Regions from separate parts of the Homo sapiens genome. Here region 2 is linked to region 1. The links are chromatin loops, found by intact Hi-C in ENCODE. Cell type or tissue: pancreas. All regions are shown on one strand. Each heading gives the region's core, and the rest is flanking DNA. Links, peaks and the distances in the headings are about the cores only. Region 1 has its middle 160 kb from the start of C1orf21-DT. Region 2 overlaps TSEN15 (tRNA splicing endonuclease subunit 15).

Region 1 (15,601 bases), core at 6,024-8,523:
CCTCAGTTCCTCACCCCCAGCCTGCAGAAAAATGAGGTTTCCCCCTATCCCTAGCAGGGCAAGAGCCCACTAACAGGCTTGCGCTCTTTCTTCCAGACCAGAGCAATTCCTTTCCCTTAGTGAAGCCCTCTGGGGGCCTTCTATCACAGGTACAAGAACTGAAACATCCAGGCTGTCTGGAATGACTTGCTCAAAGTCACTGAACACATTGGTGGCCCAGTTAAGATTTATACTGAAAGCTGCTAATGACAGTATCTGTCCTCCAACCACCAGTCTGGGCCGATGGGTATCTGTTTATAACATGCTTTTCTCTGGCTCCCTTGACAGCCCCTAACCAATGTTTTCTTATCTAATTACATTCCATGTAATCTGCTCCTGCAGATTTGCCCTCATTGTTGCCAGCATTTACAGCCTTTTCCACACATTTCCTAGAAAATGCTCATGTCCTGACGTTAGGTAAATATTGTCATAGGTAGGAGAGCTCTCTGGTGTGTTGATCTATACTCCCGTACCACTACTAATTCTTCAAAAGGAAGCTTCCCAGAAGCCACAAGCTGAAGAAGCCACTTCATCTTTAGAATTGGTTTTCACTTGCTCAGTGCCATGGAGTGTTCAGTGAGACCAGGATGTCACTGCAGCCTCGTGGTTGTGTATTCCAGGTGCCTGGCCTGGACGGGCATAGGAGCAAGAGCTAGTGGGCAGTTGTCGGGGTGGGAGTGGAAGAAGGAGTTTTCATACAGGGAAGGTCAAGGGACGTAAGTTCTATTCTGCAGTGAACATTGTATAGGGTATTAGACAAAGCGTGTACCTTGTCTGTGTTTTAGTTTCTTCTTTGGTATAATGAAGAGGATAATGACTTTAAATTGCTTGCCTTGTCAGTAAGAACAAAATATATTTTTAAGGTTTTGGATGTCCAGGTAAGTGCTGGCATATGATTAGAATGGATTTAAGCCTTTGCGCTCTGGCTATGCCTCTTAATCCTGAGATCTTGGCCAAATTACCTGAGTCCATCAATCCCCAGTTCCTTCAACCAGAACAAGGGGAATAAAAACTAGTACCTACCTCATAGCATTGTTGTGAGGTTTAAATGAGTCACTGTTTATAAAGCACTTAATGTATGCCTGCATTTCTCTAGTGCCTCAGTACAGTCCTCACAGTCGGAGCAAAGATGACCCAGCTTAAATGTCTAGGGTTTTGAGTCTAGTGTATTGATTTCCTCATGGCATTAGACAAGCTGATCTAAAATTTTATATGGAAGAGCAATGGACAAAGGCAGTGTTGGAAAAGAACAAAGTGGAGACTTACCTCACCAGGCATCAAGACTTTTTATAGTGTTTGTATTAGGGTTCTCCAGAGAAACAGAACCAAGAAGATATATCAAGATATATGGAAAGGGATTTATTATGAGGAATTGGCTTATGGGGTTATGAAGGCTGAGAAGTCCCATAATCTACTGCCCACAAGCTGGGGGCCCAGGAAAGCTGGTGGTGTAGTTCCAGTCCAAATCTGAAGGCCTGAGACCTGGGAGTGCAGATGTCCAAGGGCAGGAGAAGATGGAGGTGCCAGCTCAGCAGAGAAAATTTGTCCTCCTCTGTGTTTTTGGTCTATTCAGACCCTCAACAGATTGGATGAGGCCCCCTGACATTGATGAGGACAATCTTGTTTACTTGGTCTACTGATTTAAATGTTAATCTCTTCAGAAAACCTTCCCAGGCACACTCCGAAATAATGTTTTACCACCTATCTGGCCATCCCTTAGCCCAGTCAAGGTGATTCATAAAGTTAACCATCACAGAGTTTCAGCAATCAAGGCAGATGGTACCAATGTAGGAATAGAAAAATAGACAAATAGACTTGGTTATCCATATGGAGAAGAATTGAAACACATTATACACACACACAAAATCAAATCCAGGTGTATCAAAATTAATACACTATGTGAAAAGCAAAAATATACTTTAGAAAAAAATATAGGAAAGCATCTTGGACTTAAGGGCTAGGAAAAGAGTCCTTAGATAACACACAAAAAACAAAAACCATAAAGGAAAATTGTGACAAATCTGATTGCATGAAAGTTATGTTTAAAATTTCCTTTTAATGAAAGATACCATAAACAAAAATTAAAGGTAAGCCCAAGACCAGGAGAAAGGATAAGAAATACAAATATTTGATAAAGTCCTAGAACCTGGATTTTAAAAAGAGCAACTCAATAATGAAAAAAAAGAAGCTGGCAAAACATAGGTTAATGTTTAATAGTTGTTAATTGTCAATAAATACATGAAAAGATGCTCAAGGTCCCCAGTAACTAATAAACTACAACTACAACCACAATAAGACACCATTGCTCACTCATCAAGTTAACTGAGAATTGAAAAGTATAAGCAAGAGTCTAGATAGGTGAGAATTCTTCCACATTACTTTGAACTTAGTTATAATCACTTTGAGCTAGAGGCTCCACCTCTGGGCATATAATCTCATGAAACTCTGTCACATCTGCAGAGAAGGTGTATAGAAGAATGTTGACTACAGCATTATTAGCAATAGAACAAAATAAGAGGAAACGAACTGACCATCAACAGTAGATAAATAAGCTGTGCTATAGCCATATAAGTATAATGAAATTTTGTGTAAGAACTGAAATGAATGAACTAGGATTACATGTATCATTAACATGGGTAAATCTCAAAAATAATGAATTTTAAAAAACCAAATTACAGAAAAATAGGTACAATAGGACACCTTTTGTATAAAGTTTGAAAGCATATAAAACAGCCTATTTGTTATTTATGGATTCACACATAAGACACATATGTGAAGAGTAGTATAAAGCATGAATAGGAATGGTAAACATGAAATTTAACATGATGGTTACCTGTAGGGTGGCTTAGAGGAGGAGCACGTAGGAGGCTTCAATTACTTTATAGTGTTTTATTATTTTACAAAATCTAAAGCAAATATGTCAAAATGTTAAGATTCAATAAAGTTAGATGGTGGGCAGACAAGTGTTTAATTATGTTATTTTCTCTCACGCTGTACGTATTTACAGAATTTTGTAATCCATTTTAAAAGATTCTAAATTGTCCTTTACTTCCAATACAAAGAAAGATGAAATTATAACTATATGCTGTTAAAGTTTTGATGTATGGCCTGCCACCCTCTTTCAACAGCCCTGGACAACTATTCCTAGTACTTAGCACAGTGCCTGGCCCCAGAAGAGTAGACGGAAAGAATAAAAGAATGAATGGACCTGTCCTTGGAAATAGAGGTGTGGCCACATGTACGCTGTGCCCTTTCTGTCATTAAATCACACTTTCCTTTCCAACCATCTCACTCAGCCTGAGTTGCCATCCAGTGTAATGATTCAGGGTAATTGTGCTTAGGGACGATTGCTAGTGGGATAGCAAGGAGTTGCAATTCAGCCCTGGCTGTGCTCTGAATTCATTAGTGAATTCATTTTCCAGCTTCGTGTCCTGCTCAGAAGAATGATCCTCTCTCCAAGCAGGGCATTGCTGTCTTTCTCATACTTAGCAATAACAACCAAAAACAAACCCAAGGAAATAAAATCACCAGGGAGGCTTTCCTCTTTAATTAAGGAGTTCTAATGAGTCACAGTCTCACCATGCATGGGACTCAATTATCCTTTATAAATAGGGGATTGTGAATGTGGGATGTGTTTTCTTTTGCAGCCCTGCTGCTATTTCTCCTTTGTTTCCTTCTCCTGGTGCTGCTGCTTCTCTCTGTACACGTGTATGCACATATGTGAAATTGATGACATAAAGAAGATCCAAATCTCTTCGCCTAGTCAACTTGAAGTTGTAAGATTCCTTGAGTGTCATTGAGAAATGTAATAGGGAGTGGGTGGCTTGGCTGGTAGCTTAAATGGTGCCAATGATTGTAAAGTCATAGGTACCATCCCCCAAAAGCCAGAATGATTTCCTCTGTTCTGCTGACACAGAGAGCATCACAAATCTTGGCAAATATATCATTGGTTACATGGTTGATCAGACAAGGCAGGGAGGAGTGAATCGTGTCAAATGGACCACCACCACTGAAACTCAAACCTGCCCCCACGCTGGTGATTTTTGTGGATTCCTTTAAGAGGAATGGTGAGTGTCTTCTAAGAGTAAGAAGGGTTAGCAGTGTTCCAGCTTACCTACAAAATGTGAAACTGAGAAAGCCCACTGGGGCGACTTCCATCTTTATTGCTAAAGAGTAAGAAATAGAGACTTGGTCATTCTCACTGTCATTTTTGTGATTTTTCTGAACCTGAAGGTATATAATGAGGAAAAATGAGACAAATTCAAGCAAAGAGAAATTTGGGCAGAATCTCTGGAGGGAAAAATAATCATGGTGAAATCCATTAGACTACGTAATAGTCATCCCCAAGGGGGATGACGTAAGCCTCATAGTTGCAGTCATTTAAATGTAGACTGAACCATGCATTTGTGAGCAGACCCCAGGGAACAATCCTGCATTGCACAGGGGATAGGGAAAGCGATAGGCCAGATGACCTAATAGATCTTCTGTAACTTAATTTCTAGGGTTGTGGGATCCTAATTAAAATGAACTATATTGCCTGTTATGAACCCTCCATGTTAATATTCTGTAAGGTCTCCAGGCAAGTCAAGGGGGTCTTGGCTTTTTCTTATTTCTTTTGAGCCAGAACCCACAGGCTGCCTTAAGCACCTAGCTGCTGTCCATCACTTCTTATAGCTGACAAAGCTTGACTTAAAAAAAAGTTTTTAAAGAAAATTACAGCACATATTATGAACTAACATTTTATACAAATTAATTGAGTGAAATGAGAGAAGTATGCTTCATTCTTTGACCTGTGATAATAAATATTCTTCCGGTCAATAACACGACGGTGAGTCAGCCCTGCGATGGAGGCAGTTGTCGCCATATAACACACAGGACTCCAATCTGCTTCCTCACATCTAGTGCTGACTTTTCCTTTTAGCTTTAATGATGTTTGAAAGGGAATATTGACGCTGGAAAAATCTTAGAGAGGCTCCACCAATCACAGACGAGCGCAATTCTCCACTAATGTGGGCCTCTTTTCCTTGACTTCCTCTAGACATGGAACTCCACTGAGGATTCTCAGGCAGGGCCACTGGCGAGCTGGCCAGAGCTGCTCTGAGAACCACCAGTGAAGGGCAGAGGGCACTTTAGCCCCAAAAGTAGTAGCAGTTTAGGGCAGGTGGAAGAGACGGGTGGTTCAATTGCCCCATGTGGCGTTTCAGGTGGGCCACATGGGTCAATTGAGTCTTATCAACTTGTGTCTTATCTAGCAATTGAATGCCATTGCTAGATAAGAGTGGTGACCTCCAGCTGGTAAGTTATTTTATCAGCCTTGTCCCATCCCAAGGATCCCCAAAAAGGCCACAGAACTCTGCCAGCAGGAAGTAGACACCGGTGTGCATCAGAGAATATCAAACTCTACCTATTTTAAATTTATAAACTGGATTCTAATTAGCCTGCAGGGAGTTTCCATGGAAATTGGAGATATCACTTTGCAACAGTATAAGATCACAGCATCAAGTAGACGGGAAAAGTGGAAAATCTCTATTCTTTTAGGAATCAGCTGGAGTCACCTCGCTATGAAATTGTCCCTGACCCAGGCAGATTCCAGGTGTTCCCACTTCCATTACAGTATTTGTAGTATGTAATTGTCAGTGTACATATCTACATCCCGCAGACGGGGGAGACACTGTCATTGTTTCTGTTTTTCTCCAGAATATGGCTCAGTTCCTGATACAGAAGACACTTAAAAACAACAACAACAACAACAAAACTTGTTCGATTATTACAGTGATGTCTTAGAACATTGGTTTCTTCATCTATAAAATGGCATAATAATACTAATTCAGTTGGCTGTTCTGAGGATTAAATGCCAGAACAAATAAGTACTTACAACAATGCCCAGCTCCTAAATAATGTGTAGTTCCTATCCCCGCTTATCTTGTGTGAGAGGATTATTTTTGGTTTTGATAGGTATCAGGCAAAAAGGGTTTTTTAAAACAGCAAATAAATCAGAATATTCCACACTTGTAGTCTGCATTTTGTGTTGCCATTTGATTGGGTTTCTAGACTAGGCCAGCATTTTATATTCTGTAAGCATGGTAGAGGTTATATTATCTCCAGCCCCAAATCTTGGACATTAAACCTTTTCCTCATTGCTCACTCGGCTAGATATACATTATTAATAAATGAGATTTCTGAGATGTTTAGACTTGATTCTAAACATTCATGAAATAAACTTGGAGAATGAGTAACTATCATCAGTGATGATAAAAATGAGCTTGGGAAGATACCCTGTGTGTTGATTCTGATGAGAATTTTACCTTTATTGGACACCAGAATATTTCCAGGTATTCCCTGAAAACTCCCCTAGAGATGTCTTAACTCTTCTTTGATGGTTAATATTAAGTGTCAACTTGATTGGATTGAAGGATGCAAAGTATTGTTCCTGGGTGTGTCTGTGAGGGTGTTGCCAAAGGAGATTAACGTTTGAGTCGGTGGACTAGGAGAGACAGACCCACCCTCAATGTGGGTGGGCACCATCTAATCAGCTGCCAGCATGGCTAGAATGAAGCAGACTTGCTGAGTTTTCCGCCCATCTTCTTTCTCCCGTGCTGGATGCTTCCTGCTCTCAAACATCAAACTCAAGTTCTTCAGCTTTTGGACTCTTGGACTTACACCAGTGGTTTGCCAGGGACTCTCAGGCCTTCGGCCACAGACTGAAGGCTGCACTGTCAGCTTCCCTACCTTTGAGGTTTTGGGACTCAAATTGGCTTCTTTGCTCCTCAGCTTGCAGATGGCCTATTGTGGGACTTTACCTTGTGATCATGTAAGTCAATTCTCCTTAATAAACTTTCCTTTATATATACATCTATCCTATTAGTTCTGTCCCTCTAGAGAACCCTAATACACTTTATTTTTACAAAACAAGAAGTGCTTATAGAATGACTTTTCAAGGAGGTTTATGCGATCAAAACACACTACAGTGTGATGCTGGGTTTGCAGGGCGACCATGGAACTGTTGGGCAGAAACTCACATATAGAATAGCCTGCTACCAACCAAAGCCAGGTTTCATCTTTCCCACCAGCAGAATCCACCTCTTCCAAATCCACCCACATCATTGCATGGCCTGCAGGTAGGCTTTTCAGCTTCCTCTGATTGTCATACCAGGCACTGGGCCTATAAAAAGCAAAGCGGAGGCTGAGAGGAGGCAGAGGCAAACACTGAAGGTGTTTCAGAGGCCTATTCCCCCTGTGTATGGTGAGCACAGCACCTGGCAATGGATCGGGCTCTCCCACCCAAGCCCCATGCCCACTCTGGCCCCTTACCCCTCAGCCTTGGTGCCCTGGGTTCCCTAGTTCTTCTGTGGCCTCGACTCCCAACTGTGTGAAACCTGCATTGTCTTGGAGTCAGTGAGCTACTGCCTTCTCTATTTCCTGCTTTTAATTCCAGTTGACTCTTGACTTACAATCATGTATTCTTACTGGAATTGCCTCCCTGAAGGGCAGAAATTCCCTTTCTCCTGCTCTTTTGCCCCATCTGCCCTCTGCTGGCCATCGATAGGTACTGCGGTCAACCCTGAAAAGCCGTTTTTCCCAGTAGCATGTACCGAAGCTGTTTGCTCTTTCCTAATTCAGACGCTTTCTTTTTCTTCTTTTTAAAATTTTGGTTGCATTGCCTCAGAGTTTTTCAAAGCAACACGGAAACACCCTTTCTCTTTCCATGTCCCCAGTGACCATGTCATGGATCTGCCGTAAAGCATCTCTTACAGTAGTGGTCTCCAACCTTTTTGGCACCAGGGACCGGTTTCATGGAAGGCAATTTTTCCATGGACCAGCGGGGTGTGGGGATGGTTTCGGGATGATTCAAGCCCATTACATTTATCGTGTGCTTTATTTCTGTTGTTATCACATTGTAATATGTAATGAAATAATTATATAACTCACTGTAATGTAGAATCAGTGGGAGCCCCTGGCTTGTTTTCCTGCAACTAGAAGGTCCCATCTAGGGGTGGTAGGAGACAGTGACAGATTTCCAGGCATTAGATTCTCATAAAGAGCCTGCCATTAATCTACAGCATCAGTGTTACGCTGTAGAATGGTTCAGAATCTTAGCCACCGAGATCCCTCGCATGCGCAGTTCACAGTGTGGTTCATGCTCCTATGAGAGCCTAATGCTGCCGCTGATCTGACAGGAGGCGGAGCTCAGGTGGTGATGCTGGCTGGCCCACACTCACCTCCTGCTGTGCAGCCCGGTTCCTAACAGATACCAGTCCGTGGCCCTGGGGGTTAGGGACCCCCGTCTTACAGCATCCAGCGGGGCCAGGCACTTGGTTAAGTAGATCCTTGATGACTGAAACGTGACAATGCTGAAATGGCTGTGGAGTACTGTTTGGAGTTTGTGGGGGTGGGGTTTGTAAACTGGAGAACTTTATGTTAGAGTTTCTTATTATTGACATTTGAGGCTAAATAATTCTTTGTTGTCTGAGTCTCTCCTCCACGGTGTAGTATGTTTCGCAGCACCTCTGGCCTCTACCCTCCACGTGCCAGTAGCACCTTCCCCAAGTTTGTTGTCCTCACAGACAACCAAAAATGTCTTCTCTACTCACTCCCAAATGTCCTGGGGGGGCAAAATCACTCACTGCGGAGAACCATGGCATTAGGGTGATGGAGTAGAAAGCCTGCTCTACTCAGAAGGACTTCTAAGTGCCAGAAGGTGCAGGTCTGCTCTCTGGGGCCACTCAGTGCTTTGAAGGACACCTGATTTATTTTGGAGATGGACACTTAACTGCTGAATACACTGGCATGGGTGGGTGGTCCCATCGAGAGTTTTTCTCAAAGGTTTTCAATGACTCCTCTTGTGTTCTCTGGCCTATCCTACTCCAGCTCTCAATTCTGCTAGGCTTGAGTTCCAGCGTCAGAGCCTTTCTGAGCCTCTCTTCTCAGTCTTAGCCTCCCCTCCTTCCCTCTCTCTCCACCCACCTTCTGGCCGTCTGGGAAGCTTCAGCTTCATCCTGCTTCCCCAGCACTGCTCCTCCATCCACCTTTTTTTCTTCCATAGATTCGTTAAAAACATCTTGTCTGAAGGCAGTTCTCCCCTTTCTACATCACCATGGGTTTTTTTTGCAGAATTTTCTTCCATTACAATCACTGATTGTAATCAATTCTCTTTCCCCCAGGTCTCTGCCTCCTCTCTGTCAGGAAGGAGAGAGAGAAGTTAACCACACAGAACTGACCACCCTCTTTACCCAGAAGGAGCTGATCAGCCATCTTTAGGCAGAAGGCTTCCTCCAGCTGCACCCAGATTCCCCTTCTGTCTCCCACAGCACCCTGGGCTTACTTCTCCAGATCATGTAACACCCTGTGCTAAGATTGTTTATCTCTTGTCTGACTTCTTGAGTGGATCATAAGCTCTTTGAATGCAGGCATTGTGTCTTCTCACTCGCAACATCTCCAGTGTTGAGGACAGAAGTGCCCACAGTGCATAGGATATACTCAATAAAGGATTATCAAATGTCATGGAAATAAGGCCTTAATTTAAATTCAGTGGGAAGAGATTTTCTTGAACTTTAAGAAGACTTGGGGACAAAATTTGAACTTCTTGTATGTGTTTCTCCTCAAAGAGCATAGCTCTGCCTTAATTCTTCTGAATCTGACATCGAGCCTCTGGAGTTTACTAGACTCTTAGGCTGGGAAGCTCTTGGTCCATTTTTGATCCACTGCATTCTGCAGTGAGATGAAGCCCATTCCTCTGACATCCCACTTGGTGTGCCATGCTGATAAACCCATAACACTGATGCTGTAGATTAATGGCATGCCTTCACTTATGAACACTTTTTCCCCATGGTGACTAATGGCATTTTGATGGTGTCTCCTTAGACAGCTGCCTAAATATAAAGCAGTATGAGCTAAAAGAATAAATTGAAAATGTCAGTCGTTTTGTGTAATCCTTCCATAATATTATCTGGGAGCCCAGCCTAGCTTTATGGAAATCATTCAGTAGAATCAGACAAGATTTTTCCTACAGCACTTTTATGTTTGCAAAACCATCATCATTGTCAGCTTTAATTAATATTTATTTCTGTGTATCACACCTCATGTTAATAACTCTCCTCCAGGACTATTAACAAAATCCAGAACTGTTATTTTTCAATAGAGGAAGCGGAGGTATACACAGAGGTTTGACAGCTTGCTTAAGGCTACAGGATAAACTCAGAGTCAAGCTGAGACCAGGAGGCACAGATCTTCATCTCCCTGAGAAGGGCGGCTGCTCTAGGGTCAGCTTTGGGACATATGCCTCACCTTTGTGTGCCCATCAGACAAAGTGAGCCACCTGGTAGCTATGCCTGGACATGGTAAGAAGCACGCTTTTGAAATGAAGAGGGAGCCATCTCATTTTCCTGGCATATGTCACATCTCTTACTGAAGGGAGAGACCCATAGCTGCCTGTATTGTCCGTTGGGGCATGTCACGGTCTAGAGACATATGAAAGACAAAAAAGCTCACTTGTCATCTGCCTTTCAGTCTAGGAGAGACAGCCCGAGACTGCTGCCGTGGTGGCTGTGAGACGCTGTGTCACATATTAATTAGGAGGAGCATATGTAGCATTTCTAAGCCAGGGGCCATTTGTGGCGGCAGCAGCCACGCAGGAGGCAGGGAGTGCAGCTAGTAGCTAAATGGAGGGTTTAGGATGCAGGTTCTCGGCTCAGACACCGGGAATGAATCCGTTAAGAGAATGTTGCGGCCCTCCAGGCCCCGCTCCTCCTGCCTCGCAGGTGCAGTCACTTGCTGCCCTGGGTTCCCGCGCAACCAGAAGCTTCCTGGGCCCAGCGAAAGTTCTCATCCCCTGCTCTGTAGCCCTTGAGACGCGCGGGAGGGTTGGAAAAGCCGAGCCGATTGTGGGTGGCAGGCCTCCACAGAGATCGATTTGAAGGCAGAAGCTGAACTCATCATACCTCTTTAGAGAAGAAGTAGTAACGTGCCCTTTTCGCTCAACAAAAACCTGGGCAAGGCCAAGGGAAAGGATAGCATGCCCCATGCGGTGAGCAAGGGCGCGTGCGCAGAGTAGCCCGGCCCAACACTCACCTGGAAATGCGGCTGGGCCAGGGTACAAATCACAGTCTCTCTTCCATCCCCGCCCCTGCCACCCACTTCCCTCCTCCGACTTGGCTTTCTGCGAGTGCGCGTGAGGAGAGACTTATCCAAGGTCAGGGACAGAAGTCAGAAGATCCTGATGGTTGCCTGCTCCTTACTAACTGTGTAGCCTTTGGTAAGTTCCTTAATCATTTTGAACCTCTGAGTCCTCGTTAAAATGAGAATGAGAATACACATCTTACCTATGAGGCATGGTCCAGTGAACTATGAGTACTGTAGAGAGAAGCATGCTCCACAAATATGAATGATAATGGTGATTTTCATATTCAACTTTGTCAGGTATACCTTTAAAGTCACACACTGAAGTACTAAGATACAAAACCCTTAGCCAGGCATGGTGGCTCATGCCTGTAATCCCAGCACTTTGGGAGGCCAAGGTAGGAGGATCATTTGAGGCCAGGAGTTCAAGACCAGCCTGGGGAACATTGTGAGACCTTATCTCCACAAAAAAATGCAAACATTAACCAGGCATGGTAGCACACGCCTGTAGTCCCAGCTACTCGGAAGGCTAAGGTAGGAGGATCACTTGAGCCCGGAGGTCAAGAGGCTGCGGTGAGCCATGAGTGCACAACTGCACTCCAGCCTGGGTAACAGAGCAAGACTCTGTCGTAAAAAAAAAAAAAACAAAAACGAAAACAGAACCCATTAGGGACCCAAGGCATAAAGAGAGAGTTATGTGATGATACATAACTCTCATAATTTTGAGGATGTGCTGCCCTTCTTGTGTTACTGTGCCCAGTCAGGTGAAGGGACTGGGATGAGACAGCCCATCACCTCCACAGACCTTTCTTCTTTTTTTTTTGGCAGAGTTTCACTCTATCGCCCAGGCTGGAGTGCAGTGGTGCGATCTCAGCTCACCGCAACCTCTGCCTCCCGAGTTCAAGCGATTCTCCTGCCTCAGCCTCCCGAGTAGCTGGGACTACAGGAATGCGCCACCATGCCTGGCTAATTTTTTTGTATTTTTAGTAGAGATGGGGTTTCACAATGTTGGTCAGGCTGGTCTCGAACTCCTGACCTCAAATGATCTGCCTGCCTAGGCCTCCAAAAGGGCTGGGATTATAGGCATGAGCCACCGCACCTGGCCAGCCCTTTCTTAAGTACTGGTAGTGTTTTTACCACTGGGCTAGACATTGTAGAGGATACAAGAAGAGACTGAATACAATCTCTGCCCCTAGAGAATGAGCCATCTAGAAACAAACAAACAAAAAAAGAAGACAAGGGAAGGAAATAGAGCACTCTCTAGTCCAGTTGTTTTCAACCTTTTGGAAATGCCATGTCCTCTTGGGCAGCTGAAGGTCTAGAAAGTACAGTTTATATTGATCTGCCGTTCTGTTTCTCGAACACCACTCTGTTCTCTTCTCAGTGGAGATGAAGCACAACCACATGCTTCAGATTTCTTTTTAGATCAAGGGATCTCCCACCCTCTTGTTCAAAATTCTCTGTGTGGATGCTGCTTCTTTACATCTTGAAGTTGAATAGAACAAGTCCTTTTTCTTCCTTGGGCCCGTGGTCTGCATGCTGGTGACAGCCCATTGCTCTTGACTCTCCTCACCAGGCCCCTTAAGTCAATGTCCTGCAGCACAGGATGGGTACTTTCTCCGTTCTCCCTCGAAGGTGGCCTGGTAGTTCCCTGTCCGTTAAAAACTTTTGGCCCACAAAAATGCAGAAACCAGTTCAAGATTTACATAACAGTTCATGGCAACAGAATATTGATCACGAGGCAGTACATGATGAGTTGCCAAATGAACTGCATAGCCCTGTTGCTATAGGAGTGGAGCTTCCTCAGGTCCTCTCTGGAAGTAAGCAGATCATGCACTGCGAGCCAGCCGAAATGAACAAGCTGACAGAGGGGAAGGAGATCCAAGCAGACAGAGGGAATAGAGGGAATCTAAGGAATTTGTCTCTGAATGACCAACTGTACTATACAGGAAATATTGGGCCATCAAAGGATGTCATCACTTTAATAAGTCAAACATAGTTAAATATTGATCATTTCAACTTAAACATTTGAGGATTTGGTAAATATTTTTTATATTTACTTGAAAAGTTTATGTGGCTTTTTCTTTGGATTTGAAGATAAATCTAGAGCATAGTTTTGACATCTTATTTGGCCATTAGAACTGATAGCATCTTTCCTATGTACCTTAGACTCTAGAGAAATTGTCACATTTCAAACTCATAAACACTGTGAATTGGGTATTTTTAATTTTTATACAGAAAACAGAGGCTCAAAAAGGTGAATTTGCCCAAAGTTATGCAGCTGGTAACTGCATAACTCAAACCTCAGCAAATAGGTCAAACCTCAGCAAATAGGTCAGATTCCCTGTTTATAGTTGATATTCAAGAAATATTTATTGAATCAACCTAAGTGCACACATTCAAAGGCTCAGTCACTACATTTTCATGCAAAATATGTGTGATTCTCACTTATGTATACATATCACTCATGCATCTCATCCACCACTTTTTCCTTTCGTTTACCCAGTTACTGGATATCTCTGAACCTCGTTTTCTCTTCCATTAAACATATAATTGGTGAGCATGTACTATGGCCCCTTTTGATAGCTGTTTCTGCTTATCATGTCTTTATTCAATTTTTTTTTTATACTTTAAGTTTTAGGGTACATGTGCACAACGTGCAGGTTACATATGTATACATGTGCCATGTTGGTGTGCTGCACCCATTAACTCATCATTTAACATTAGGTATATCTCCTAATGCTATCCCTCCCCCCTCCCCCCACCCCACAACAGGCCCCAGTGTGTGATGTTCCCCTTCCTGTGTCCATGTGTTCTCATTGTTCAATTCCCACCTATGAGTGAGAACATGCGGTGTTTGGTTTTTTGTCCTTGAGATAGTTTGCTGAGAATGATGGTTTCCAGCTTCATCCATGTCCCTACAAGGACATGAACTCATCATTTTTTATGGCTGCATAGTATTCCATGGTGTATATGTGCCACATTTTCTTAATCCAGTCTATCATTGTTGGACATTTGGGTTGGTTGCAAGTCTTTGCTATTGTGAATAGTGCCACAATAAACATATGTGTGCATGTGTCTTTATAGCACCATGATTTATAATCCTTTGGGTATACACCCAGTAATGGGATGTCTGGGTCAAATGGTATTTCTAGTTCTAGATCCCTGAGGAATTGCCATACTGACTTCCACAATTGTTGAACTAGTTTATAGTCCCACCAACAGTGTAAAAGTGTTCCTGTTTCTCCACATCCTCTCCAGCACCTGTTGTTTCCTGACTTTTTAATGATCGTTATTCTAACTGCTGTGAGATGGTAGCTCACTGTGGTTTTGATTTGTATTTCTCTGATGGCCAGTGATGATGAGCATTTTTTCATGTGTCTTTTGGCTGCATAAATGTCTTCTTTAGAGAAGCGTCTGTTCATATCCTTCGCCCACTTGTTGATGGGGTTGTTTGTTTTTTTTCTTGTAAATTTGTTTGAGTTCTTTGTAGATTCTGGATATTAACCCTTTGTCAGATGAGTAGATTGCAAAAATTTTCTCCCATTCTGTACGTTGCCTGTTCACTCTGATGGTAGTTTCTTTTGCTGTACAGAAGCTCTTTAGTTTAATTAGATCCCATTTGTCAATTTTGGCTTTTGTTGCCATTGCTTTTGGTGTTTTAGACAGGAAGTCCTTGCCCATGCCTATGTCCCGAATGGTATTGCCTAGGTTTTCTTCTAGGGTTTTTGTGGTTTTAGGTCTAACATTTAAGTCTTTAATCCATCTTCAATTAATTTTTGTATAAGGTGTAAGGAAGGGATCCAATTTCAGCTTTCTACATATGGCTAGCCAGTTTTCCCAGCACCATTTATTAAATAGGGAATCCTTTCCCCATTTCTTGTTTTTGTCAGGTTTGTCAAAGTTGTAGATATGTGGCATTATTTCTGAGGGCTCTGTTCTGTTCCATTGGTCTATATCTCTGTTTTGGTACCAGTACCATGCTATTTTGGTTACTGTAGCCTTGTAGTATAGTTTGAAGTCAGGTAGCATGATGCCTCCAGCTTTGTTCTTTTGGCTTAGGATTGACTTGGCGATGTGGGCCTTTTTTGGTTCCATATGAATTTTAAAGTAGTTTTTTTCCAATTCTGTGAAGAAAGTCATTGGTAGCTTGATGGGGGTGGCATTGAATCTATAACTTACCTTGGGCAGTATGACCATTTTCACAATATTGATTCTTCCTACCCATGAGCATGGAATGTTCTTCCATTTGTTTGTGTCCTCTTTTATTTCATTGAGCAGTGGTTTGTAGTTCTCCTTGAAGAGGTCCTTCACGTTCCTTTTAAGTTGGATTCCTAGGTATTTTATTCTCTTTGAAACAATTGTGAATGGTAGTTCACTCATGATTTGGCTCTCTGTTTGTCTGTTATTGGTGTATAGGAGTGCTTGTGATTTTTGCACATTGATT
Region 2 (15,601 bases), core at 5,401-7,900, 150 kb before region 1:
ATTTGCTTCAGGCTTGTTTTCAAGTTAGCTATATGAAGCTCTGGAATCACTTTTTTTCAGTACACAGAGCTCCTCTATGAACAGTTATGAGAAATAAAAACCTGTTGTGAGCATCAAATTTTGTTGCTGTTATTAAATAGCTATTATTATTGATACATATTTTTCTTTAGGTGGGATTTTTCCCTTTAGATATAACTGAGTTTAAAACTTGAAACTGTTAGTATTAATACATAGGTTATATTTTTCATAGGTTGATTTCTATCCAATATGAACTATAAAGAATTTTATCGTTTATTGTTGTAGATTTGTGTGATGAAACATACAATATTTCCAGTATCTTCACAATATTTTTCCAAAGAACTGAGCTATTAAAATTTATACATATAAGGAAACATTCTGTCATTTCTAAAGTGAGATTTCAAACCATAAGCTTGTTAGAAATTAAGTGAGATTATAGTATTCTGGTGATACTTAAATGTTCTTGGGATCTTTACAATCATATGTGGTTTTTTAAGAACTTAAGAATCTTTTGTTACTGCTATTATTAATAGATTGGGAAAATATAATCTGTTGACTAAAAGGCAAAATAAACATTTTTAAGATTTTATGCAGTATCCTATAATGGAAACAAACAAGAAAGGTCTTGTTCTTGTTTGTTGAGGAAAAGATGATGGCTTTGCTTTAAACATACTTGAAAAATCGACTAGAAGAGATCCTGAACAAGAAACTGTAAGACTTCTGGAATGTACCTTGAGTAACAGAGGCAGATAAACTATTTTATTCTGTTACTAGTGAGAAGATTCACTGGTAATTCACAATCACCGCCCCCTCCAACCAAATACCATAAACAAGGCCTCAGAAATGGGAACTTCCATTTCATTTTTGACAGTGATTTCTCTCAACTCTGAAAACAAAACCCCTTTTACAACTCTGAGTTAGTTTTCAAATGTTAGGGTTTCCTGCATGGGTATTTGGGGTAAGTATGAAAATGTTTTGCTGCTTAAATCAAAGAACTCTGGAAACAGATATAAATTGAGAATGGAAAAAGAGTAGTGAATAAGATGGAAATTTCTATTCTAAATTTCACTATATGGGCTACAATTCCCATATAGTTTTCCTTAGTGAACACCACCCCCCAACACACACATACAAACACACCTTCTGATTTAAATAACATTATATCTTCAGAAATGGAAAATGTGTTAAAGTTGTGTTAACAGGCTTCCTTCTTGTCTGTGTCCCATTCTCATCACAGTCTACCAGTTAGGGATGTTTAGAGAAATTTATCTTGTGGCATTGAAGTGGCTTTATGTGCATTATATATTGGGTTTTATGTATATTGCATACTGTGAAGTAATCATGATACATGCTGACAACAAAAGATGTAGATAAGTTAAAATTTTAGTTGATCCATTGTCTGTTTCTTCTTTGCCATCTTTGTAGAAAAAAATTAATTCAAGATGGACAGCCTATAAAAATGTATCTTTTTCTATTATTATTAATTTAGATATTGGCGTGCCACTTTTGAAGAAGGAAAATACTTAGCTACATTAAAAGATTTGCATTGAAGAAGCAATTGTGATATGCTGCCTTTTATCACAGTGTGACTTCCCATCAGTGCTGAGTAATGAAGTTTCTGATTAATATCTATCGTTGCTTTATCAGAATATCTTTCTCTAAAGTAAATCATTCTTGTGAATAAGAATCTAGCTAGTTGTAATGCAGTTCAGCATAGGTGGAAATAATTTTTTAAGGACTAAGTCAATTTCTGGGATTCAGACTGTTTCAGAAAAGAAACATTTTCTGTATTTCCACTAATGGCACAGTGTACCTTAGTATGTTTGGGTTAGTATTCAGTTTTAGCAATAATCATGGAGGCAGGGGTATCTATAAATATTATATCCCAATTTGCAAGGTAGCAAAGTTGTATATATACTACATAATATGACCACTTGACAGTTTATGAAGTCTTTTCATATATGCCATTTAATTGATTCATATAATAATCTTATGTGTAAACATAAAGGTGTACTACTATCTTCATTTCAAGTATCCTTGAAAAGACTTTCTCCATTGAATTGCCTTTGTACCTTTGTCAAAAATCAACTGACCAGCCTTATAGCACGTTAAGAAGTAACTTATATGATGTTATTAACACAAAGGATGGGGGAAGGAATGAAGCTATATTGGAGTAAACAATGACACCAGACAGTTATGTGAAGAAATGAAGAATACCAGGAATATTAAATATGTGAATGTAAAAGACCCTAATATATTTTCCTTTCTCCTCTTAACTTTATAAAAAGAAAATTATTTAAAGTAATAATTACAACACTATATTACTGGGTTTAAATATATAAACATATATGACAATAATAGCATAAAGGTGGAGGAAAGGAATAAAGCTCTATTGGAGCAATTTCTATATTTTTTAGAATCAAGTTAGTATTAAGCTGAGAGAAATTGTGATAAACTAAGACGCAATAGTAATCTCTAGAGTCATCACTACGAAACTCAAGAAACTATAGTAAAAAAAAATACATTAATTAAAATGGTGTACTAGAAAATACCTATTTAATAGAAAAGAAGGTGATAAAGGAGGGTGAGAGGAAGTAAAAAGACATGTGATATATAGAAAACAAATAGCTAAATGGCAGGCATGAATCCAACCATACCAATGTTAATTTTAAATTTGAATAAACACTCAAAAGGGCAGAGATTGTCAGATTGGATATAAAAACAAGATCCAACTATATGCTATCTACAAAAGATACACTTCAGATTCAGAGACAACAATTTTGGAAAACTGTCAACTATTTCTATACCATTCTCTTTCCTTTCCTTCTGTGATTCCAATTATGTGTAATGTTGAACTTATTTGATACTATACCAGAAGACTCTGATGTTATTTTTTAAAATTATTTTTTCTCTTTTTACTTCAGTTTGGTTTCTTGTGACCTGTTTTCAAGTTTTCTAGTGCTTTCTTCTGTCACATCTCATCTAATTGAGTGACCGCAACTCCTAAGTATATTGTGACTTTATTTTCAGGATAAGGGAGATCTTGAAGGCATCTCGAAAGTTGCAAGGTGATCCAGATTTGCCGATGTCTTTTACTTTGGCCATAGTGGAGTCTGATTCTACAATAGTCTATTATAAACTTACTGATGGATTTATGCTGCCAGACCCTCAGGTCAGTTTTGAGGTAACTGACAGCAAGAAGTACAAAAAGAGGAAAATTATGACGTGATTTTAAGTGTGACTCAAGTCAGTCACAGAACTGCCACTTCCTTTGCCATAGGGAAAATTCAAGAAAAAAAGTCTTGATTTTCAGACGTCAGAAAATTGGTTATATTTTGTTCAAAGTAGCATGTTCCTAGTTATTTTTGCAAAAAAAAAATTGATTTCCTTACTCTTTGGAGAATTTCATGGTTTTCCAAAGTATTTTATGAAGTCATCATGCATTTAATTATTTAGTGAGTAGCTGAGGTGGAATGTAAAGGCTAATAATAGTTGTAAGTAAAAAAACGCTTATTTAAGAAATGTTAAATTGGTTGACATTTTGACAGGAACATTTTAATAAGATAAATGTGCTATATGTGATTTCTTTACATACTTTGTTGGTATAATTTGGATAATTACATTAAATATCTTTCTAATTTTGCTTTTGGATTACATTGTTTATCGGAGAAAAGTCCATCCTGATCTTTTTTTTTTCCAGAATATTTCTCTTAGAAGATGACATCCATGTTTCCTGATGCTTGTTTTATTCATACAAGATTGGATTTGAGACCCATCAGACTGCTTCATCTTTTATCTCAGAAATAGGGTTGACGTACATAGTGAGGGTTGACTTCCCCATTCCATAAGGTTTTCATTCTGAAGAGTAAAACTTCCCCAGGTAGAAGACTTTCTCCTTCTTAAAAAATATAGGGTGATTTCTTTAAAACTTTGTTATCTAGAGACAGTTTAATTACAGTTATATACAGGTTTATGCCTAGGATGTATTCAGATGGGTGGGACCTGTGTGCTGCTTTTGTCATCCCACACTCAAAGTTGTCTCTTTGTTTCTTGCTGCCACTGCCAGCTCATTGTTGAGACTGCCATTTCTTTCTCTTACTCAGCTCTCCCCAGTGCCTTTTGGCCACTGCAGCTACCGTAGAATGGCATTTTATATGTACCTTGTCACCCACTTCTGTTTACTTTTTCCTCTCCAGTAAAAAGTAAAAGATTTCTTTCAATTGGTCTTCCCATTGCAGTTACTGTTATTTCTCTTTTTTGGTTAACTTTAAATCAAAACTCAAAATATGTTCATCCAGAGTGTGTCTTAAGTAACTTACGTGTCTTAAGTAACAGGGACCAGAGACATGTTACCTACAAGAGTTCTGGGCTATCCTTTTCATTCTTATCACATATCATAGCTTGAATATTACAACAGTGTGGGAGAGAATCAACCGTAAAAATGTCTTCATTAATTAGACCCAGTTATTCCACTTTTGTTAATGTCTCTCAAATTGTACAAAGTATAAAAAATTATATGCACAAAGATGTTCCAAGTGACATTACTTTTAGTAGCCCAAATTATAAACCACTTTAAAGTTTGGGGTAAAGATTGGCAAACTTTTTCTATAAAGGGCCAGAAAGTAACTATTTTAGGTTTTTAAACCTACTGTCTCTGTCATAACTTGTCAACACTGCTGTATGAAGCACAAAAGCAGCCATAGACAATACATAAACAATACGGGCGTGGCTTTGTTCCAGTAAAACTTTGTTTACAAATGTGGTGCCATAGTTTGTCATCCCTGGGTCTAGGAAATAGTCAATAAACAGATATATACAAATGATACATAATGTACTTATTAAAAATTAGTAATGAATATTATTAAAAACATGAAAATATTACCTTAAGTAAAAATTGCAAGACGGAAAAGTGTATAAGTGGGTGTAATCATGGCTGAAATAACAGACCAAGCATATGATAAAAAGATAACAAAGTAAATCAAATTACTAACTGGTTATAGTGGGATAGGAGGCAGAAAATGGATGACTTTGTCTTTTCTCAATGTTTTTATTTGTATTTTATAATAAAAATGTTTTAAAATTAAAAGGTGTCTTGAAATCTGTATTAGTTATCTATCATTGCAAAATAATATTACCACAAATGTAGCAACTTAAAACAGCACACATTTATTATCTTATAGTTTTTGTGGGCAAGGGACCCGGGCACAGATTAGTTGGGTCCTCCATGAGGCTACAGTCAAGGTGTTGGGCAGGGCTCCAGTCTCATCTGAGACTTGACTGGGGAAGGGTCAGCTTTTTCACCCACATGGTTATTAGTAGCCTTCAATTTCTTGAGAGTGCTCAATGCTTATATGCCATTGGCAGGAGGCCACCCTCAGCTCTTTGCCACGTGGGCCTTCTCAATATAACTGGTTGCTTCCTCAAAGCCAGCAAAGGAGAGTCTCAGCAAGATGGACCTTATAATCCTTATATAATGTAATCACATACATCCCATCACCTTTGCCGTATTCTGTTGATTGGAAGCAGGTCATAGGTCCTGCCTACACACTAGGGTTTCATGGCTGATTAGGAAACAACAATAACAAGAATGGAAAAATGATGAAAATTAGGAACATCACAAAATAGTATAAAGCATCATTCTTCATCTGTAGTCATTCCTGACTCCTTCCTTTGATGGTATTTGAATTTCACTTTTATTCTTGGTGGGAGGTCTCCATAACTCCTTCAGGCTCCCTCTGCTTCCCCAGAGGACATGAAGATGGACCTATTCAGAACAATATGTGTTTGGGTGACTCTAGTGGAAAATTTGCAGGTCTAAGAATCCTCAAACAGTTTATGATAAATTCTTAGGGTCTCTTGATTTCTTAAGTCTCTCGTTTGATTCATTTTGAGGTCTTTCATTATAATTCTAGAAAAATAGCATTTTCAGAAAGAAGTGTAAGGATAATGTCAGATTTGTGTGTCGGATCTGTTGACCAGTGGGCTCCTATATAACTACAAAACCAGAAGTGTCTTTTGGGGTTGGCTGTGAAAGGCGCTTTCCCAACTCTTTAAACTAGGATTGAATCCTGCTGTATGTCTTGGGATGTTTACTCTATTTCAGAATGTTCCCTGTGTACTTCACCAAAGTTGTTCTGTCCAAAGCCAGCCAGACACATCCTAACATGAATAATGGCCCAGAACTTTTTGGAAAGGGAGGCCACCCAGCTGTGTATGTCTCATTTTAATGAAAAACTAGATAAAGTGATTTAAGTAATTTTGTAAGTGAGTTTACATTTGTCTCCCTGTTAGACTGGGCTCCTTAAGAACAGAACAAGAAATGTATTTTTTAATACATCTCTGTATCTTGCCTCTTTGCACAGTAACTCACATATAGTAAACCCTCAGTAAATACTTGGCAAATGAATGAATGCTGATTATAGCCGTGTCTGATTATATAATGGCTTATTTTTTCCCTCAAGGCAAACTAAAACAATTCATTTGGACACCAGAGGGCACTGCTAGATAACCACAGCATTTTCAGACTCTACTAAGAGTAGATTAGCTGGAGAAGTGGTACTCTTGAAAATTTATTTTCAATCTGTAGGAAATAGCATAAATAAAAATATAAATAAGTTTTACGTACTCACATCCCCTTTTTCTTTCTGGCATGCCTCTAAAATTATACTGACATTAAATATGTGACTTGATTCATGCTTTGCTTAAAATGTAGATCTATATTTAGAAATAAAAGCCTGTTTAGGGTAGGGGTAGATGGGGTGGGTTTTATATATATATATATATATTTTTTTTTTTCTTAGCCATATGAAAGTATGCATTTTAGTTTTTCATTCTAAAAGCCTAATTTATCCTGAAATGAATTTCAGGATCACATCACATAGCAATAAACCCCAGCTCTGGAACACTCACTATTCTGGCTAAGTGCTGGTGGTAAAAGATATACATTGCTGCTTTAATATAAGCAGGTATTCCTTGTTGTATTGCAATTCTCTTTATTCTGTTTTGGGGATATTGTGTTTTTTACAAATTGAAGGTTTGTGGCAACCCTGCCTCAAGCAAGATTGTCGATGCCATTTTTCCAACATGATCATTTCATGTCTTTCTGTCATATTTTGGTAATTCTTGCGATATTTTAAACTTTTTTTATTATTATATCTGATATGGTGATCTGTTTTTCAGGGATATTTGATGTTACTATTGTAATTGTTTTGGTGTGCCACAAATTGTGCCCATATAAGACAGCAAACTCAGTTGATAAATGTTATGTGTGTTCTGACTGCCCTACCAACCAGGATTTCTGCCATTTCTCTCCCTTACTTCTGGCCTCCCTATTCCCTGAGAAACAGCAATATTGAAATTAGGCCAATTAATAACCCTACAATGGCCTCTATGTGTTCAAGTAAAAGGTAGTGTAGTACATCTGTCACTTTAAATCAAAAGCTAGAAACGATTACACTTAGTGAGAAAAACATGTCAAAAGATGAGATGGGCCAAAAACTAGGCCTCTTGTGCCAAACAGTCAAGTTGTGAATGCAAATGAAAAGTTATGGAAAGAAATGAAAAGTGCTACTCCAGTGAACACATGAATAAGAAAGTGAAACAGCCTTATTGTTGATATGGAGAAAGTTTGAGTGGTCTGCAGAGAAGATCAAACCAGCTACAACATTCCCTTAAGCCAAAACCTAATCCAGAGCAAGGCCCTAACTCTCTTTTCAATTCTATGAAGGCTGAGAGAGGTGACAAAACTGCAGAAGAAAAGTTTGAAGCTAGCAGAGCTTGGTTCATGAGGTTTAAGGAAAGAAGCTGTCTTCATAACTTAAAAGTGCAAAGTGATGCAGCAAATCCTGATGTAGAAGCTGCAGTAAATTATCAAAAAATCTAGCTAAGATAGTTGATGAAGGTGGCTATATTAAATAACAGGCTTTAAATGTAGACAGACGGCCTTATATTGGAAGAAAATGCCATCTAGGACTTTCATGGCTAGAAAGAAGCCAATGTCTGGCTTCAAAGCTTCAAAGGATGGGCTAATTCTCTTGTCTGGGGCTAATGCAGCTGATGACTAAATTAAAGCCAATGTTCATTTACCATTCTGAAAATCCTGGAGTCCTTAAGAATTACGCCCAATCTACTCTACTTATACTCTATAAGTGGAACAATGATGCCTGGATGAAAGCACATCTGTTTACAGCATGGTTTACTGAATATTTTAAGCCTACGATTGAGACCTACTGCTCAGAAAAAAAGATTTCTTTCAAAATATTACTGTTCATTGACAATGCACCTGGTCACCCAAGAGCCCTCATGGACATATACAAGGAGATTAATGTTGCTTTCATGCTTGTGAACACATTATCCATTCAGTAAGGTCAAGGAGTGATTTTGACTTTGAAGTCTTATTGCTTAAGAAATACATTTTGTAAGGCTGTAGCTGCCATAGATAGTTACTCCTGTTATGGATCTGGGCAAAGTAGACTGACAACCTTCCAGAAAAGGACTTGCCATTCTAGATGCCATTAAGAATATTTGTGATTCATGGGAAGAGGTAAAAATGTTTGAAGGATGTTGATTCCAACCCTTGTGGATGACTTTGAGCATTCAAGACTTTAGTGGAGGAAGTTAACTGCAGATGTGGTAGAAATAGCAAGAGAATTAGAATTGGAAGTGAAGCTTGAAGATGTAAATGGATTGTTATAATTTCATGAGACAACCTGAACATATGAGGAGTTGTTTCTTATGGATGAGCAAAGAGTGGTTTCTTGAGATGGAATCTACTTCTTGTGCAGATGCTATGAACACTGTTGAAATGACAAAATATTTAGAAAATTACATAAACTTAATAAAGCAGCAGCAGAGTTTGAGAAGATTGATTCCAATTTTGAATATTTTACTGTGGGTAAAATGCTATCAAGTAGCATCAGAGTCTACAGAGAAATCTTTTGTGAAAGGAGGAGTCAATGATTTTGGCAAATTTCATTGTATGTTATTTTAAGACTTTGCCACAGCCACCGCAACCTTCAGCAACCACCACTCTGATCAGTTAGCACCCATTAACATCAAGGCAAGACTCTCCACCAGCAAAAAGATTATTACTTGCTGAAGCCTCAGATGATCATTAGCCTCTTTCACAATAAAGTATTTTAAAATTAAGGTGTGTGCATTGTTTTTTAGACATGATGCCATATACTACATGTTCGTGTAAATGCAAGTTTTATAGGCACTAGGAAACCAAAAAAATTGTATGACTTGTTTTATTGCAATATTTACTTTATTGCAGTGGTCTGGAACTGACCCTTCAATATCTCCAAGGTATGCCGGTATAAACTTTTCTGTAAAAGAGGTGCCCTCTTTAGCTGGGGCATGAAAGAGGGAAATGGCATGTGAGGATTTCTCTCTGGTGCCGCCTTTGCCTTTCTTTTCTGGAGTCTCTAATCAGTGTGCCCTCTGTGCTGGGGAAGCTCAGTGGAATACTAAGCTAGGTCCTATGGCTCCAGACTAAGTATTTGCTTCTCCTGGCTGAGACTCTTTAGAAGAATATGTTACTAAACACCATAGATCTCTTGTAAAGAACATGAAGGAAGAGGTACTTTGGAATTCAAATTTACAATTAGAATAGAAGAGTAATCTGCAAAGTTCACGTAGTCAGCATTTTTATTTTTATTTTTTATTTTTTACTAAAACAGCTTTTCCCTTTTATAAGCCTGGAACCAAATGACTTAACCAAAACTTCATGGTGTTTCATCTCTTTCTGAGTATTTCTGTTCTGAATTCCTCTCTGAGGTCACTTTTTCCATTGCAGCCCCTAGCAGAAGGCCTCTTCACTGCTGCAGCACAGTGGTTCCTGCCAAAGTTTGTAGTTCTTCTATACAGAAGCTCTTTATTCATCTGCCATATTTTACCTTGAGTGTTTACATGTGCAGAATAATGTGCTATCCTCTGAGCAATTAATAGTACAATTTCCCTTCTTTCTGGCCAATAACCGTTCCTTACCACCCCCTAATCCTCTTAATGATCTTTGGATAAGAACTGCTTGTACTCACTAAGGAAAGTGGATGGAAAAATCAAATGTCTAGTAGGTGGGTGTGCTATTATAATGTTTAAATGATTTTGAAAATTTTCCCAAAGCCAATTTAAGCAAAATCAGAGATTGGCCTTTTAGGTTTCTGGGTACTAAGGGGAAGTAATAAGAAGTATTTTATTAAAGGTTATTTATCAGTTTATCTTCAGACATTAACTGGTATCTTAGCTAGGACAACCATTACAAAATACCACAGCCTGGGTGCCATAAACAACAGAAATTTATCTCCTTACAGTTCTGGATGCTGGGAGTTCCAAATTAAGGTGCTAGCAGACTTTTAAGGGCTCTTTTCCTGGCTTTCAGATGGCAGCCTTCTGGCTGTGTCCTCACATGGCCTTTCCTCTGTGGGGCATGGCGAGATTGAGAAAAAAGGAGAGAGAGAGAGGGTCAGAGCACGTGCAAGTGCATGCTGTCTGGCGGCATCTTTTCATCTTCTTATAAGAACACCAGCGCCATCAGATTAGGGCCCCATCCTTATGACATCATTAACTTTAATTACCTCCCTAAAGGCCTTATCCCCAATTCCAGTCACATTGTGGGATAGGATTTCAATATATGAATTTGAAGGGTACATAATGCAGTCCATATAAACTGGGCTCCTTCTCTGTGCTCAGATACTGTGGTAAGTCTAGGGATACAAAGATTGGTGAGACATGACCTCTACCCTCAAGGAATTCAGACAGGCAATTACAACTCTCTTTAGCCAAAATTCTAAACACCTGTTGTTAGTGTGAATTGAGAAATACTTGTCTTGCAGTGTATAAAGTTTGTGTAGTTTACTTAAGGGTGAAGGGGTTTAACAACTTATGATAAATAGTTTTCAAACGATCATCATATGTGTATTATTTGTCCCAAAGTACTCAGCATTGGATCATATGCAAAGAAAAAGTGCACAGTGAACCTCTAAGGAGCTTATTGTCTCCCTTGAAAGGAGAAAATCTAGGTACAAAATAATTCAAGAGCATTACAAGGACAACATTATATATAAATGCAAAGTTATAATCATGTTGTACTTTATTCACTACTAAGTGCTTCAGAACCCTATATCTTGATGCTCACAACAGAGCTGATGTTACTTACATGTTATTAACTTTTTATCCTCATAAGATAGAGAAATTAGGGCACAAGTGGTTAAGTAATAGCTCCAGGTAGTAGCAAGCAAGTGGAGTGGGTAATGCAGATTAGATCCAGGTCTCCTGATACCTAGCACTGTATTGTTTTCAGAATATTATGTTGCCTTTTTCTTGTATGATGCAGAGAAATATATTAGTGTGTGCCAAAGTCTTTGGGAGGAAAAAATTATTCAGTCCTGGAGGGAGTTAGGAAGTGATTTTTGGATCAATTACATTATCCTCTGATACTTGAACAAATGTATCAAAATGTCAAGCTGTTTGTGGGTAATTCTGAAAAACATATTCATAAGCAATATATTTACAGAGTTTTATTCCAGAGGATAAACACATTCATGCTCATGCTTTTATGTTGGCAAACCTAAAACAATATTTAATAGTAAATAAAGAAGAACTCAGAAAGTTTCTCTGCTTGTTGACACTAAATTTTGTGCTGGTACAAACAGAAAATCCAGAAACTTATAAATGATCATTGCACCTCAATGAAGAAGACCATTGCACCTCAATGATCTTGCACCCCAAGTATTCCTCAGATCTGCCTGCCAGTGCTTGGAATCCTAACATAATTCTGTTTCTTAATCATGAATCAATAATCCAATTTAATTTGACAAACATTTTGTTAGCACCTTCATGGGTAAGACATCGTGCTAAGATCTGGTGGAAAGACAATTCCAAATATGTTATTATTAGATTCAATAGGTCAAATTAATCAGCTTAACTGTTACAAGAATTTCTAAATGTTTATTCTCAATTTCTATACTTACATCATTGCAGAGCAGCAATAGTTTGTGGATTGATACCTGTGTATGAACTACACTTTGAGTGGCATGTGTTAAAAGCTTTGATGAGGAATGAGAGCCTGAACCCCAATAATAGCCTGGGCATATTAGTCAGGGTGGGCTGGATTATTATGCAGCAACAGCCAGCGAGTTCATTTAACAAGTGTTTATTGCTTGCTCACTTTACATGCCCATTGACTGAAACGACCCATTGCATGCCCTTTACTCTGGAAATCAGAGTGACAGGGCCTCCACCATCTGAAATGCTGTCAGTTCCAGCTGCAGGAGGCAGTTCCAGCTGCAGTGTTGCTTACTGCAATTAGGAAGCAGCCCATGTTACTCCTGTCCACGTTTCACTAGCCAAAGGAAGCCACGTGCCTGGCCATGATCTACCTCAAGAAAGAGGGGAAGTGCAAATCTGTCATGTTCCTGGATTGAGGAAAAGGAATATTCAGAAAGCAGCACTTCCAGGTAATAGAAAGGAGAGGAGAGAGCCGGCAGGTAGATTTAACAACTGGATAGCTGCGTGAACAGAGAAGGAGCTGGAGTTAAACCTCAAACTATTGAGTCCCGTCACTTTAATGGGAGTGAGTTTCGGGTTGTTTTGGGAAGACAGTGAGAGGACATTGCAAGAAGGAAAGGGCACTAAGTACCACCAGGTTGGGAAACAGGCCACCTAGAGGACTTTTTCCCACTTCATGGCTCGGGTTCTGGAGATCAGAAAGAAGATCTTGTATGGATCAGAAACCTAGGGTCATTGGGGACTTTATTCTTCCCGTTCTTCTGATGCACCAGATTGTTACACAGACTATGTTGTCCTGGCCTTTTCTTTACTTCCTAAGAATGGAAAAAAGAAAGCAGTTGTGCCTATAGCATAGAAGATTTAGTGGAACTCTGCGAGAATATTTCTGAAGGAAGCTGGTTAAACATGGATGCGTGGGTGAGGCTGGGTTTATGAAGAGCCTGGTGGCAACTCTTCTGGGATGGATAGTTGTTTATGTGGGATAGTGAACATGGAGTGTTTGTATAGATCTAGGACACTTTCAGGGTGCATTAGCATCTGACAGAGAGAGAGCTGGGGGACAGACATCAGTCCTTAGGGTTTCTCATCAGTCACACAGGTAGTGGCTGAATTGGGCATCATCCTGCAGTGCCTGAGGTCCATCTGGGTCTCTCATGACTTTTTCTCTTGAGCACTTGGAAAATATTTGGTCTGGTCCTGAACTCCAGGGACATGTTGGGGAACTTTCAGGCTGTTTTGGGTCCTCTCCATCTAGATACACTTTCCCAGCCATATGTGCTTCTCTGCTGTCTTCATAGCATGTTGAAGAAAGATCCTAAGAGTCTGAGATATGTGGAGTATGTGGAGCTTTACCTGGGCCTGGAGGCAGCAGTAGGGGGTATAGGGTAGGAGTGGGTGCTGGCCATATTCCCTTTCATTTCCTTTATTTCCTTTGGAGCGTCTATTGTCTCTCCTCTGCACCAGCAACTTTTGGGGTCAGAGCGGAGGGCACGGACCACAGGTGTCTGCTCCATGACCAGTTCAAGGTTCTAACTCTTCCACTTTTGCTACTTTTTATCCCCAACAGGTTTTTTCCCCTAGGTTTATTTTGTCTTAGGGGTAGGAAAAACTGATGCCGACCATTTCCAGATCAATTTTCCTTCTAAACATATTGTTTTTGCCAAGATTTTAGATTTTGGAATTCAAAAGCCAAGAATTTGCTCTTTTTGTTCTGTAGCATAATCCTGTTCCTGAGGCAGTGTGCCAAGAAAGCCTGTATGGGAAAAAGTTCACAGGGAACAAGAATTACTGAAAAGGGAAAATATATCAGTTAATATATCAAAAATTATCCAGTTACATTCACAAACAGAAGGTGTTAATTGTCATTAAAATTCATATTGATACTCACAAGACCTATTTAATTTTCTGAGGGTACATTTTATCTTATCTATCAGCTTACATCCCACCTAATGATAATGCAGTATTTGATACAGAGTAGAAGCTCAATAGAAGTCTTATTTGATTGCATTCAAATATTCATAAATGGACTACTACCCACCCCATCCAATTCCTGCCATTCCAGTGGCAGGGCAAGGACCAGCTGCTTTTCTGCCCTGTCCACTTTGTACAGAAAGCAGAGCTTCATGTACCTCAGGCTGTGAGACAAATCACCATCCCATGCGATTTTCTTTTGTAAGCATGCTTATGCTACAAGATCCCTTATATTTTGATCCCTTGCCTTAGAGTTCTGAGAAATCAAAATAAGGATTTATAAACAAAATATATCTGCCTGATAAGTTTACTTATTATTTGATTACACATCCTTTCCTATGCCAAACCTATGCATTTATTTATTCAACATTTTTTGGGGAAATGAAGGCATGTAAACACTGCTAAATTTGGAAACTCTACTTAGAAATGGTAATTCCTCTCACATAATTATACAATTATTGTGGATTGTACTTCTGTTGATGACCACAGATGGGGATGCTGTGGTTTTGAATATTGGGTGAAAAATTGGTCATCTCTTCTCCCATCCCAAGTGAGATCATTAGAAAACTTGGTTCCTATAAATATAACCAAGAATGTTGCTTTTTTCTGGATTGTACATTCTCTATTGTTTAGATATAAATGAATAGAATTCATCCACTTTGGACCATAATGTTCCACTCCCACAAAATGAAAGGAGTTGGTGCAGATACTATCTGTGATCCCCTCTAGCTCTTTATTTTGGTGATCCTATAATTGAAAGATTTTGCCACATAGATCTTTCCTTCTCACCCTCACGCTCATCACCCTCTTCCACCTCTACCCCTGTTAAAAACAACAACAACATATTCCTCCCATCATGGGCCTTATTAATCCACCATTAGAATTGTGCTCCTTTGAATTTTTGAGGCCCAAGAGACTTGCAAGGCAGAGTTTTGACTTCAGAAAACCAACAGTGACATGGGACAGTTGTGTAATCTCCCTGAGTCTCAGTTTCTCATCTGTAAAATGAAGGACAAAGTGTGTCCTTCCAGGGTTGTGTTTTCCTCACACATTGAAATGGTTATGTGAGGATAAATGAAGCCCAGCATACAATAATCTATCAATGATCCTTCCCTTTGCAGCCTCCAAACTCTTCCCATTGATGTGCAGGTTGCCACCTTGGGAGAGAATACATGATAACTAGCTGAGAGCCAGTCCTCCAAGGAGTAGGACCTAGATGTTTAGCAGGGTATGAAGAAGGTAGTCTTAGTCCATTTTGTTGTTTGATATTCTGTTATTCTAACTATCACACCCCATCCCACCTATGATGGTTTTAAGATATTATCCATAAATCCTTTTGATTATTATCCATAAATCCTTTTGATTATTATCCATAAATCCTTTTGATTTATGGATAATATCTTAAAACCATCACAGGTGGGATGGGGTGTGATAGTTAAAGAGCATTTTAATTTTCTGTTATTCTGTAACAGAATATCAGAGACTGGGTAATTTATAATGAACAGAAATTTATTAGCTCACATTTCTTGACACTGGGAAGCTTAAGATCAAGGGTCCAGCATCTGGCAAGGGCCTGCTTGCTTTATCTTATGGCAGAAGGCAGAAG

The links. A loop is a pair of places that touch in the nucleus more often than their neighbours do. Peaks named below come from ENCODE experiments on the same cell type or tissue, not always from the same donor. Only the 100,000 strongest peaks of a DNase experiment are listed, where the experiment ranks them.
Region 2: it touches region 1 in a loop (7-fold over the local background); 99 of 110 quality-filtered maps call a loop at or near these places.

The regions. Positions count from the first base shown.
Region 1 is chr1:184,215,188-184,230,788 of GRCh38, forward strand. No RefSeq gene overlaps it. Among named protein-coding and RNA genes, the nearest start is that of C1orf21-DT, 160 kb to the right of the region's middle. RefSeq lists an enhancer at 8,246-8,779. In pancreas, for the core only: CTCF peaks have their summits at 7,565 (motif pointing left) and 7,767; a DNase peak (open chromatin) is centred at 7,564.
Region 2 is chr1:184,069,109-184,084,709 of GRCh38, forward strand. TSEN15 (tRNA splicing endonuclease subunit 15) reads left to right here. Exons shown (of 5, transcript NM_052965.4): 4 at 3,049-3,190; 5 at 3,719-5,104. The coding sequence ends at 3,739. Among named protein-coding and RNA genes, the nearest start is that of TSEN15, 25 kb to the left of the region's middle. In pancreas, for the core only: a CTCF peak has its summit at 6,474 (motif pointing right); no DNase peak of the experiment used is centred there.